Regions from separate parts of the Homo sapiens genome. Here all the other regions are linked to region 1. Evidence: chromatin contacts called from ENCODE Hi-C or POLR2A ChIA-PET data. All regions are on one chromosome and are shown on one strand. Each heading gives the region's core, a stretch centred on a gene start or an enhancer-like site at or near the end of the contact. The rest is flanking DNA. Distances are from core to core; before and after follow the strand shown. Region 1 holds the start of PTBP2 (polypyrimidine tract binding protein 2). Region 2 overlaps LOC105378866 (a long non-coding RNA gene). Region 3 has its middle 160 kb from the start of PTBP2.

The links. A loop is a pair of places that touch in the nucleus more often than their neighbours do. ChIA-PET counts read pairs that join two places held with the same protein, here RNA polymerase II (POLR2A). Pooled maps may share reads with other maps.
Region 2: a map with no recorded cell type shows a loop between it and region 1 (3-fold over the local background). The contact joins the enhancer-like site here to the promoter of PTBP2 in region 1. A Hi-C loop is called at or near these places in 9 of 168 maps with a recorded cell type or tissue (IMR-90, Right ventricle myocardium inferior, ascending aorta and 4 more), 8 of 37 single-sample maps with no recorded cell type and 18 of 50 pooled maps. POLR2A ChIA-PET finds 5 or more read pairs at or near these places in 6 of 52 experiments (H1, HEK293, IMR-90 and 3 more).
Region 3: a map of mammary epithelial cell shows a loop between it and region 1 (2.1-fold over the local background). The contact joins the enhancer-like site here to the promoter of PTBP2 in region 1. A Hi-C loop is called at or near these places in 4 of 168 maps with a recorded cell type or tissue (IMR-90, MCF 10A, dorsolateral prefrontal cortex and 1 more) and 2 of 50 pooled maps. POLR2A ChIA-PET finds 5 or more read pairs at or near these places in 3 of 52 experiments (AG04450, GM12878 and WTC11).

The regions. Positions count from the first base shown.
Region 1 is chr1:96,720,194-96,723,647 of GRCh38, forward strand. It overlaps PTBP2 (polypyrimidine tract binding protein 2), which reads left to right and starts at 1,591. Exons shown (of 14, transcript NM_021190.4): 1 at 1,591-1,679; 2 at 3,371-3,401. The coding sequence starts at 1,672. RefSeq lists silencers at 1,357-1,556, 1,787-2,066.
Region 2 is chr1:96,523,922-96,527,375 of GRCh38, forward strand. LOC105378866 (a long non-coding RNA gene) reads left to right here. Exons shown (of 3, transcript XR_947618.2): 3 at 325-422. Among named protein-coding and RNA genes, the nearest start is that of LINC01787, 150 kb to the left of the region's middle. Within about 2 kb of position 1,935, at least 2 of the 41 ENCODE cell types and tissues checked have a DNase peak (open chromatin) inside an H3K27ac peak, as active enhancers do.
Region 3 is chr1:96,558,428-96,561,881 of GRCh38, forward strand. No RefSeq gene overlaps it. Among named protein-coding and RNA genes, the nearest start is that of PTBP2, 160 kb to the right of the region's middle. Within about 2 kb of position 1,729, at least 6 of the 41 ENCODE cell types and tissues checked have a DNase peak (open chromatin) inside an H3K27ac peak, as active enhancers do; they include mammary epithelial cell, where a contact is called at or near this core.

The DNA.
Region 1 (3,454 bases), core at 341-2,840:
TTAACGATTGACAATCCCATAGGCAAATCAAGAATTTGTAAAAATTTGGGTGCTTTGAAGAGTTCTATAGCAAAGTGTTTGGACAAGATGCTCTTTAAGGGTCTATCCAATTTAAAAGTAATATTATTTATGGCCGGGCACGGTGGCTCACGCCTGTAATCCCAACACTTTGGGAGGCTGAGGAGGGCAGATCACCTGAGGTCAGGAGTTCGAGACCAACCTGACCAACATGGAGAAACCCTGTCTCTACTAAAAATACAAAGTTAGCTGGGCGTGGTGGCGCGTGCCTGTAATCCCAGCTACTCGGGAGGCTGAGGCAGGAGAATCGCTTGAACCAGGGAGGCCGAGGTTGCAGTGAGCCGAGATTGCGCCATTGCACTTCAGCCTGGGCAACAAGAGCGAGACTGGGTCTCAAAAAAAAAAATTCTAAAAATTATACACAATATCATTTAGTATATGAAATTCCAATTAGCAAAGGATAAGAGCTTTGCCTGAAGGAGACACAGAAAAACCCAGAGTGAGTATTGAGAGTAACTGGAGGGACACAGGGAGTATTTGTCATTTTTCAGAATTAGAAGTGCATTTGTCCTTGTGTGTGTTGGGGGTGGAGGTGAAGGGTGCAGGAGAAGGATGGGTACTGGCAAAGTCGCTACTCACTGAGCAAATTTTCAAGCGGGTGCCTTTCCCAATTTTGTTGAGCCTCTGATAAAAACACGTTGAAGTAAAATGTCCACTATAGTATCAAGTAAAAATTGAGACCGTAAGATATAGCAAAGGGAGTCAATTTGCATAGCCCATTTTAATGCTTCTACTTTCTCTAACCAATCTGAAGACTCAGTTGTTCCCACTCCCATCTCCACTTTCCCTTTCATGCCTCCAAATGTTAAACTCCAACTATTGTAGCATTTTAACACATGGCTCCATTTGTGTCTATTTCCACCTAGCGTATTGTGAATATTTTCTACAGGCGCACACTAATCACCAACTGAAGTGAGAATCACATTTTCCTCCACTTGGCTTGGTACTACAGGTCTTGAAGCAAAAGCCTGTATTTCAGTCTGAGGAGTTCTACTTGCTTGAGAAAGTACTGTTGTTACCAAGTGGTCTCGTTCAGTGGGGTAAAGATTTTTGTTTTAGAGGCTGGAGCCGGTCTGCAAATAAAAGATGGCTTAGGAGAAAAGCTATCCAATGTTTTTTCCTTGGCCCGCATAGGTTGACGGTAGCCAAGCTGGTACTTGGCTTGGAGTGAAAAGTGGAGGCTGCCTGGGGGCGTCCTGCAGTCAGGGCAGAGAGAGTGTGGAGAGCTGTTGGGAGGTGTCCCACCCACGCCCCCACAAGGAGGGGAAACCAGGTCGCCGCGGTCTGCAGCAGAACGCCAGGTTCCAGAGGACGGCAGGCGGAGGGCGGAGGGAGAAAGGCGCGCGAAGGCGCGGAGGAGGCGTCGGCTGCGGCGCCCACTCCCCCTAGTCCCAGCGCCCTGCCGCTCGCCTCCCGCTGCCGGGCGCCGGCGCGCTCGGCTCTTTCCGCCGCCGCCGCTGCCGCGCGGTGGCCCGTGCGCCTCGGCACCTTCGGCAATTTCCGTCGGGCCCCAGCCGCCATTTTCTCGCCGCTTGTGTGGCTCGCTGGCTGCGTGGCTCGGTTCTTGTGAGCGAAGCTTTGTCCGGTTCGGCAATGGACGGGTATGTAATCGGGCCGGCGAGAAGGTGTGTGTGAGAGAGGAGTTGGACCGTCCTTCGGCCCGGTCCCGGGCCGGGGAGAAACCCTCCCGCGGCCCCTCCCAGGGCTGGGCTGCCGTTACCCAACCCCCGCCCCATCGCACACACCCCTCCCTTTGCTTCCCCCGGCGGGCTTTGGTCGAGAAAATGAGAAGAAAGCGGGCTTGGAGGCTGGGGAGGCATAGGGGCGATGGCGGGGGTGAGGATCCCGGAGTGGGAGCGGGCACCGGCTTGGCGGCGGGGGATGGGGTGGGAACCCCATAACGTCTCCCCGGTCTGTCCCTGCCCCCTCTAGGAGCCATTTCGATCCGTACCTTGGGACCCGACCCTTGGGTTAGCGGTGCCTGTGAGAGCGAGTGGGATGGGCAGAGACAGGCCTTTGGATTGGGGGAGCCTCTAGGGGAAGAGGAGAGAGGCACCCCATGTGGACCCCAGCCATGAGCAACCTCTCCGGCCTCGCCCGGCCCTCCGTGGTCGGGAGAGATGCCGGTGGCGGGAGCTCCGGGGAAAGCCTAGTGGGAGCCGCTGGGGAAGGGGGGAGGGCGTGCGGCGGCGGGAGGAAGGGGGAGGGCAGATGTCATACTCCTTTGTTTTCATTTGAGTCTGGTAGTGGGGGCGGGAGGGAGGAAAAAATGCCTTTTTGTGGGGACTGAAAACATTCAAGGCTTGGCAAAAGGGCCCAGAAATTAAATCATCTAAAAAACGAAGTGTTTGAAGCCGACATCAGTCACATGGGCAAAGGCCAACAGCAATGGCAGAAACAAGAGCAGATAGTCAACAAAGGGCTATCTCTTTAGCTACTTTGGTCAGTTTCTGGAAAAACGACTATAAAAACCCAGAACCATGCTGCATCTTTGCGAACCTGAGTCAAGACGGAATGCTGAGTGAGGTGAGAGGCAAGACTGTGAAATGGTAGGGACCGATGTCTCGCTCATATGCTTCACACCTGAAAAGACTCAGTAATTTAACTCAATGTTAGAAAGGGGGCACGCTTAAGGTCAAAAATACAGCAGTATGCAGCTCTTTTGGGAGTGTAAACATAGTATCATTTAACAAGTACATTTATTAAAATCAGTGAGTATTTGAAGAATCAACAATTTGGTTAAGCGCCTAGAGTTTGGTGTGTTTTAAAAGGTACTAAAAACAAGATTTTATAAAAGTTAACACAGTCTCACAGAATTCAAATCATCCTAGATGTTACCTAAAGATTATTTTCCAGATGAAACAAATCCAGAGAAGTTCAGTATTCCCCCCAGATCAACACGGAAATTGATGTCAAAACTTGCACTAGAATTCATGTTTCCTGATTCCTGGTTCCTGTGGAGACTACTAAAGAGTTTAAGCGTTAAATTATTAATCTCAGTATACTGGCATTGTAGAAATGGCATAGTGTTTTGGGTTTTGTTCTTTTTGGCTATTGAATGTGTTGTTAAAAAATACCACAAGTTGTCTCACATTTGAAAGTTACTTTTAGAAAACCAGGTTGGTAACAGTACAGGTAAGTCACGGATCATCTGTGGTATTTTTTATCCCCATCTGTGTGTGAGTGGCTGGAAGATTTATGAATGATGGACTATCCTAAAAAGTTTTAGAGCCAAAGAGTGAGTGATTAGAAGAATAACAGGAGGTTGAAACTACTTATTTTTTCTTTGCAGAATCGTCACTGAGGTTGCAGTTGGCGTGAAGGTAGGAAAATACTATGTTTGAAACTGGGATTGTTGGATCTATTATCATAATTA
Region 2 (3,454 bases), core at 685-3,184, 200 kb before region 1:
ATCTCAACTTTGGTTCAGAGCTTGCTAGAGTGTCTGCTACAGACACAAAACCCCCATTAAGATGCTTGACAATCTAACCCATGCCATTTTTCTCTCAGAAGCAGCTATACTAAGTGACATTCAAACGTTGGTAATGAGGAGACATCTGCATATACACTGGTTTTGAAACATCAAGCACTGGAGAAGTTATGAGCTGTCAATCACTTTAGCTGTCCTCCACCCTGTGTTTATTCAGAAATAATTTTCAAGGCTGCAGAAAGTGTTGTTACTAACTGATGAGCAAGTTTGAACACTGAAAATGAAGAATGATTGATGTTCTTTTAGGTAAGCTGGAAAACTCTCCATCCACTAGAGGCAGCCACAGCTCGGGATGCTGATAAAGTTCTGACACAGGGAGTGAGTGATGAGTGGTGTGTAAAAGTTCTGACACAGGGAGTGAGTGATGAGTGGTGTGTAACGTGCTGAAAACAGGAAGCTCTGACAACAATGTGAAGAGGAACCTTCTGAACACAAATTCTATGGCTCCAAATAAGCAAGTTAATAGTCCTGATATCTTGACTTGATCTACAGAAGAAACCCCACTCAGGATAACTTTTACTTTTCTGGTGGAAGAGACAATAAGAATAAAGACTCACTAAACGGTAATAAAATCCTCTTTGACTTACTAATTGGTTGGTAATTTTGAAATTTTCTAATCTGAATGTTTAACTCCAAATAGTTTTCATCCTGTCATATGTTACAGTATTAACAGTTATAGAAAAAGAACAGGAATTATTAGAAACATTAAAACTATTCAAATCTAGGAAATGTGGATCTTAGGATTTGTGTCAGGAAACCAACAACCTTAGGATGTGCCCCACAGTTGGCTTTCCTGAACCGTGATCCCAGAATGCAAGAAGTCAACCCAATACAAATCCATGCTTTCTGACAATGGCAGAAAATTTTTTGGCCATTGTCCATTGACTGACTCACAAGCTGTGACAATGTCCCACCATTACACTCCACCGACTCCCCCGCAAGGCTGTCACCTGTCTTTACCTGCAGCAGCTGCATATATGCACACATTTAATAACACTTAGTGGGGGCATGTTCTGTTCTAGAAACGGTGCCTGCTCCAAAGATACGGTGGTGAACAAAATAAAAATGCTCCCTGTCTCTATGGAACTCAGAGTCTAGCAGAAGACAAAGACACAATGTGAAATACACATTTCAATAAGTGCTATGAAAGATAGGTTGTACAGTGATATGAAAGGGAATAACAAAGGGATGCAAAAGAGTTATGAAAGGCCTCTCTGAGGAAGTCATGTTTAAGCTGAAAGGTGAAGGTTGCCTATAAGAAGGTCAGGCAAAAGACAGGGTGTGTGAGTGGGGAAACATTCTAGGCAGAGGTAACAGCATATGCAAGACCCCATGGAAGATTAGAAAAAGGAAACAGCACCAAGATATGACCTATTTTCCTTAGATGACTGAGGGAATTCAAATTCAATGAATACCTTCTTTATCTTAAAAGCTAAAGCCTTTACATTTATTATAAATAGGGATTTCTATAAATCCTGTCAACTCCCACTTATCCTGTATTCTCAATCCTGTATTTATTCACCAACATCTTTGAGCTGTTTTCTCTGGCCTTATCCTTATTCTTTCTAAGGTATATCTATCTTTTTTAGCAACCCCGATAATTAGATAGGATAATCTGTTGAGATATTAATTTGTGATTTGTATTTCTGATTTGTGCTATAGAAGACTTGAAGGATTAGAAGGGACTTTCCTCCTACTTCCTTCACTGGAAAGACAACCAGGCCTTTATCTTCTAAGATCTTTTTTCTATTTTCAAGCAATTAACAGTTTATTTTTGTATCAGAACATCCTGTCCCATCCCTCAAGATCTGTTGCGCAAAATGTAGGCCCATCGGGAGGAAGAAAGTTGAGGAGAGGGGTGATTTGCCTTGCTGGCAACTTATTGACATGTCTTTGCCATGCTCCTACTCAGGAAATTAGATCCCATGACCTATAAAATTCAGTCAAAACTGCAGCTAAACTCACACCCTCTGCTATATTGGACCTGAAGTCTCTGCAGCCATTCTCCTCTATTGCCACATTCATCCCCCGTACCAAGTCGTACCCCATCAATTCTGCCTGTCCCATAATTCATCTCAAGCTTATTTTCTTCTATGCTGTTTCCCTTTCCCACTTTTTAATTTCACCCTTATTTTAATCTCTCATTTTCCTGTTGTTTCATAGTGAAACCACTTTGCAAAATTATAACTGAGGAAACTATGACAGTGAAAGACATCAGACCTAACTGATTCCATCTTGCTTCTAACGTTTAAGCTGTCCTTGTTCTTTCCTGGGCATAGGCCAAACTAACTTTGGGAAGGAATTCAGTTCATGGTTTGACTCTGAAACAAATTGGAACCAGCCCTTTCCTGAAAAACCCCGTTTCTTCCTTGGAGACCAGTCTGCCTTTGCAGGACTAACAACTTAGCTACAACATTAGAAATCACAGTTTAGGGGTCATGCAGTCTCTGGTTCCAAGAGTTTGAACCTCCCGAAATTGCTCCTGGGGATAATATCGGTATTGTGAAACCTAAGATCAGTGCTTAAGACCCTGCACTGGATGGATCAGCTGACACCACCCAGAGTGGTAATCTGGCTCAACCAGTTCTGCCATCCCTCCCAAGAACAGAAAACAGCAAAAAACAAACAAACAAACAAACAAACAAAAAAAACTCACTTCGACTCCCACTGCCCCCCATGATTCCATCTCCAACCTGACCAATCAGCACTCCCCACTTCCCAAGCCCCTACCTGCCAAATTATCTTTAAAAACACTTATCATCAAATGGCTCAGGGAGAATGATTTGAGTAATAATAAAACTCTGGTCTCCCGCACAGCTGGCTCTTCCTGATTTACTCTTTCTCCATTGCAATTCCCCTGTCTTGATAAATCGGCTCTGTCTAGGCTGCGGGCAAGGTGAACCCATTGGGCGGTTACAATGGTACTTATTGCCTATACCATGCATGTAGTTATTAATTACATCCTCTTGTGTATAAAACAATTAGAGAACAATGTATGCACTTTTTCTCCTTAACTAATTTGTAGAATGCTTAATTACAGAGATGAATTCTTACACTCCCTTGAATCTCTTCCAATTCCTAGTGCAAAGCTGAATCTGTGGCAAGCGCTCAAAAATAAAGAATTTAAATCAAATAAAATCATTTGGCATCCAGTCTATGTGCAATGCCATGCTGGATGCTATGAAGATTTGTAAAGGACATATCAGCCTGCCCAACTCCTTCTCCTCTCTCCAGCCTCAGTTTACATAGACTAGTTTTCTCTTGGTAGCTTCCCAACTCTAAGCACAGATTAGATGTTCCTCCTACATGTCACTAAAGTAACCTGTACTCCCCATAATACATCACTTTACATAGTGAGACACTTCATGCAAAAGCT
Region 3 (3,454 bases), core at 479-2,978, 160 kb before region 1:
GACATGTTTCCTTTTGTACTTAATGGTTTTTTTTTTTTTTCAATTGAAAAATGCTAAAGCTACTGGTGGATATACTTTGAAGTCTGGGCTGAAAGCGCATTCTCCTCCGGAGATAATCTGCATTTTCTTATGCCAAGTGTGTAGAGATACTTCATGTTTGCAAGTGTTTTGGACCGCTCATGTGGGCTACCAATCCATTTGAGGGCTGGCTAGTGGTTAAAACTTCTCAGAGGCAATTTGTTTTCCCCCTTCATCTGATTAGCTTGATAATGAATGTCCACTCAGTCTCCAATGGCAGGATGAAAAGGAGATATTCCTTCTGATTGCACTGAGGATGTTGCTCCCGGACTTTTTTTATGGGGAGATTGTCTCTTTTTAGGCTTCCTGCCTGTATGAGCCTGAGGCTTAGTCAGCCATTGCCCAGGCCCAGGAGGCAACACAGTTCAAAGCTGAATGTCATCAACTTTAGCAAATGACCTCAAGATAAAAGTGGCATCAATGTTTAAATAACTTTTATTTAGACTTTATTCTAATGAATTATTACTATTTTGTCAGCAATTTCATGCATTTAAGATTTTATGTGTTTTATATACATATATGAATTGTCCATATATTATTCATATATATACATGTATATAAAAGATACACACACACACACACACACACACAGTGGCGTGCTAGAGCTGGCTTATGCTGGATCCTGAGATTGAATTGTTAACATTTCTATCCAAATGTGCATTCAGTGATGTCATCTTTGAACCTTAAAATCAGCTATAGAGAGAGAATTTACACCATAATATTCAACAGCAACAACAACAAATTAAGGCTTTTTTGTTTCTAGAAATCTGATTAAGCGTTTGACCCAAACAGCAATACACATATACAGTCCCATGTTTTCACTTGCATTCTTCAGGAGGATTAGTCTGGCTACCTAATAAATGAAACTCTTTTCTCTCTCTTCTCTCTATTGCAGATTTTGCTTTCCCTAGGGATTCATTGTTTATACTCAAGACACATGCCGATTTGCTTTCGCTTTTTTTTGTTCTTCATACAACCGTGAATAAATGTTCCAAATAATTTAACTTCAGATCAAGACTATCCTTTTGGTGCTCCAATAATTTAACTATAGACCTCAGAAATACCCTGCAAAGTTGTTATTGTTATTTCTCTATTTTATAGATGAAGAAACTGAAGCCCAGAAAGATTATGTAACTTGATGAAGTTTACATACCTAGAAAGGGCTAGAACTGAGCTCCAAATGCAGATCTATCTAATTCTAAAGCCATGCTGCCTCAACTGACTGTATCTTTTCAATTAGTCAAATGGAGTGGTCTCCCAAAATTATTTCCTTCCTTAGTCATCCTTTCCTCCTTTGTAGTCTTTATAATAGCTACCATTTCTTTCCTTCAGTTATAAAAGGATCAGTTCTCAAAATATGTTCATGCAAAATAAAAGGGAAGTGGGGAACTGAACCTTCTTTTTCTGGTGATAAAATATTTCTGGATACTAAGTTATAAAGTAGCTTGATAATTGTTGTGAAATCAGGAATACATTCATTGATCTTTGTCTCTGTTTCTGGCACCAGGTTCCTAAAACTCATGGAATTTCCTAAGTGGTAAGAGAGTCTTTTGTTATTCATAAGGAGTCTCTTTCAATCACACCTAAGTTTATGCTAATGAGGTGACTTAGGGCGGGAATCCTAGGTAGCATCAAGGTGGTGCTAGCCACTAGAAAGACCAAACCATTAGAGAGAAGTGAAACTGCTCCTATAAACTTTACAGAATTAATCAGGGAAGAAGGGAGGGAGAGAAAGAAAACAAACCAAGCTTGCAGCACACTAAGCATTAATCACTAGGCCAGCTGGCTCACTGACCTGCTTCCTCATGGTTGTTTGGTGACTGTTTCATCAGAATCATGTAGACCCTGTCACAGGATCATAGTTCCCCTTGACTGCTCTATTATAACAACCTGAACATTGTGAAACTTTAAGTTTTGCCTTTGCAATATTTTTTCAATCCTGCATACCAGTGAAACTACTGATGCCCGCTGGTCTGAAGAATTCCCCAAGAAGCTGACTCACGAAAAAACGCATTTTCTACATCCAGATGATTTCATCCCCCTTACCTAACTAATCAACAACTCCAATTTTCTAGCCCCTCACCCACCATGGTCCTCTTAAAAGTCCTGGCCCAGAACTCCTCAGGGGGACAGATTTCAGGGTCTCCTCCCATCTCCTCACTCAGCACCATGCAATTATTAAATCCTTTCTCTGCTGCAAAGCCTGCTATCTCAGTGTAATTGGTCTGTTACTGCAGGGGTCATACAAACCTATGGATCCTATAACAATAGGAATTTTCAGACCTACACCTGACCTCCAGGGAAAGGAGGGGCTGAAGATTGAGTGCTATAAAAGCTCTTAAACAAGAAGGTTAGGAGAGCTTCCAGGTTGGTGAACATACTAAGGTGCCCAGAAAGGTCATGAAATCTCTGTACCACTTCTCCTGTCATATTTTGCCTTCTGCCTCACTTTCATTTGGCTGTTCTTGAGTTATATCCTTTATAATAAGCCAGAAAATGTGGATAAAGTATTTTTTCTAGGTTCTGTGACCCATTCTAATAATTATCAAACATGAGGAGAAGGTCATTGGAACCGCCAATTTATAGTCAGTCAATAAGAAGTGCAGGTGGTTCAAGACTTGCAGCTGGCATCTCTAGTAGGGTGGTCTTGTAAGACTGAGCTGCTTCAATTTGTGGGATCTGGAGCTAGCTCTAGGTAGATAGTAACAGAATTGAATTGAATTATTAGACACCCAGTTGATGTTTAAAATATTAGAAGACTAGTTGTTGGTGTCAACAAGCGTCCTAGAATTTTGAATGCTGTATTCTTTTTTTTTCCTTTATCTTTCTTTTTTTTTTTTTTTTTTCTGAGATGGGGTTTCACTCAGTTACCAAAGCTGGAGTGCAGAGGCATGATCATAGCTCACTATTACCTCAAACTCCAGGGCTCAAGGGATCCTCCCACCTCAGCCTCCCAAGTAGACACTACCATGTCTGACTAATTTTTTTTTTTTTTGAAGCAGAGTCTCACTCTGTCGCCCAGGCTGGAGTGCACTGGTGTGATCTCCACTCACTGCAACCTCCGCCTCTCAGGTTCAAGCGATTCTCCTGCCTCAGCCTCCCGAGTAGCTGGGATTACAGGTGCGTGCCACCATGCCTGGCTAATTTTTGTATTTTTAGTAGAGACAGGGTTTCACCATGTTGGTCAGGCTGATCTCAATCTCCTGACCTCGTGATCCACCCACCTTGGCCTCCCAAAGTGCTGGGATTACAGGCATGAGCCACCATGCCCGGCCTGGATGCCGTATTCTTAATGAAGGACTTACCATCAAATAATATGTAAATATGGATAATAATCTTTCTTAAAAGCAAATGTATCAACATAAGAGTTCATAAA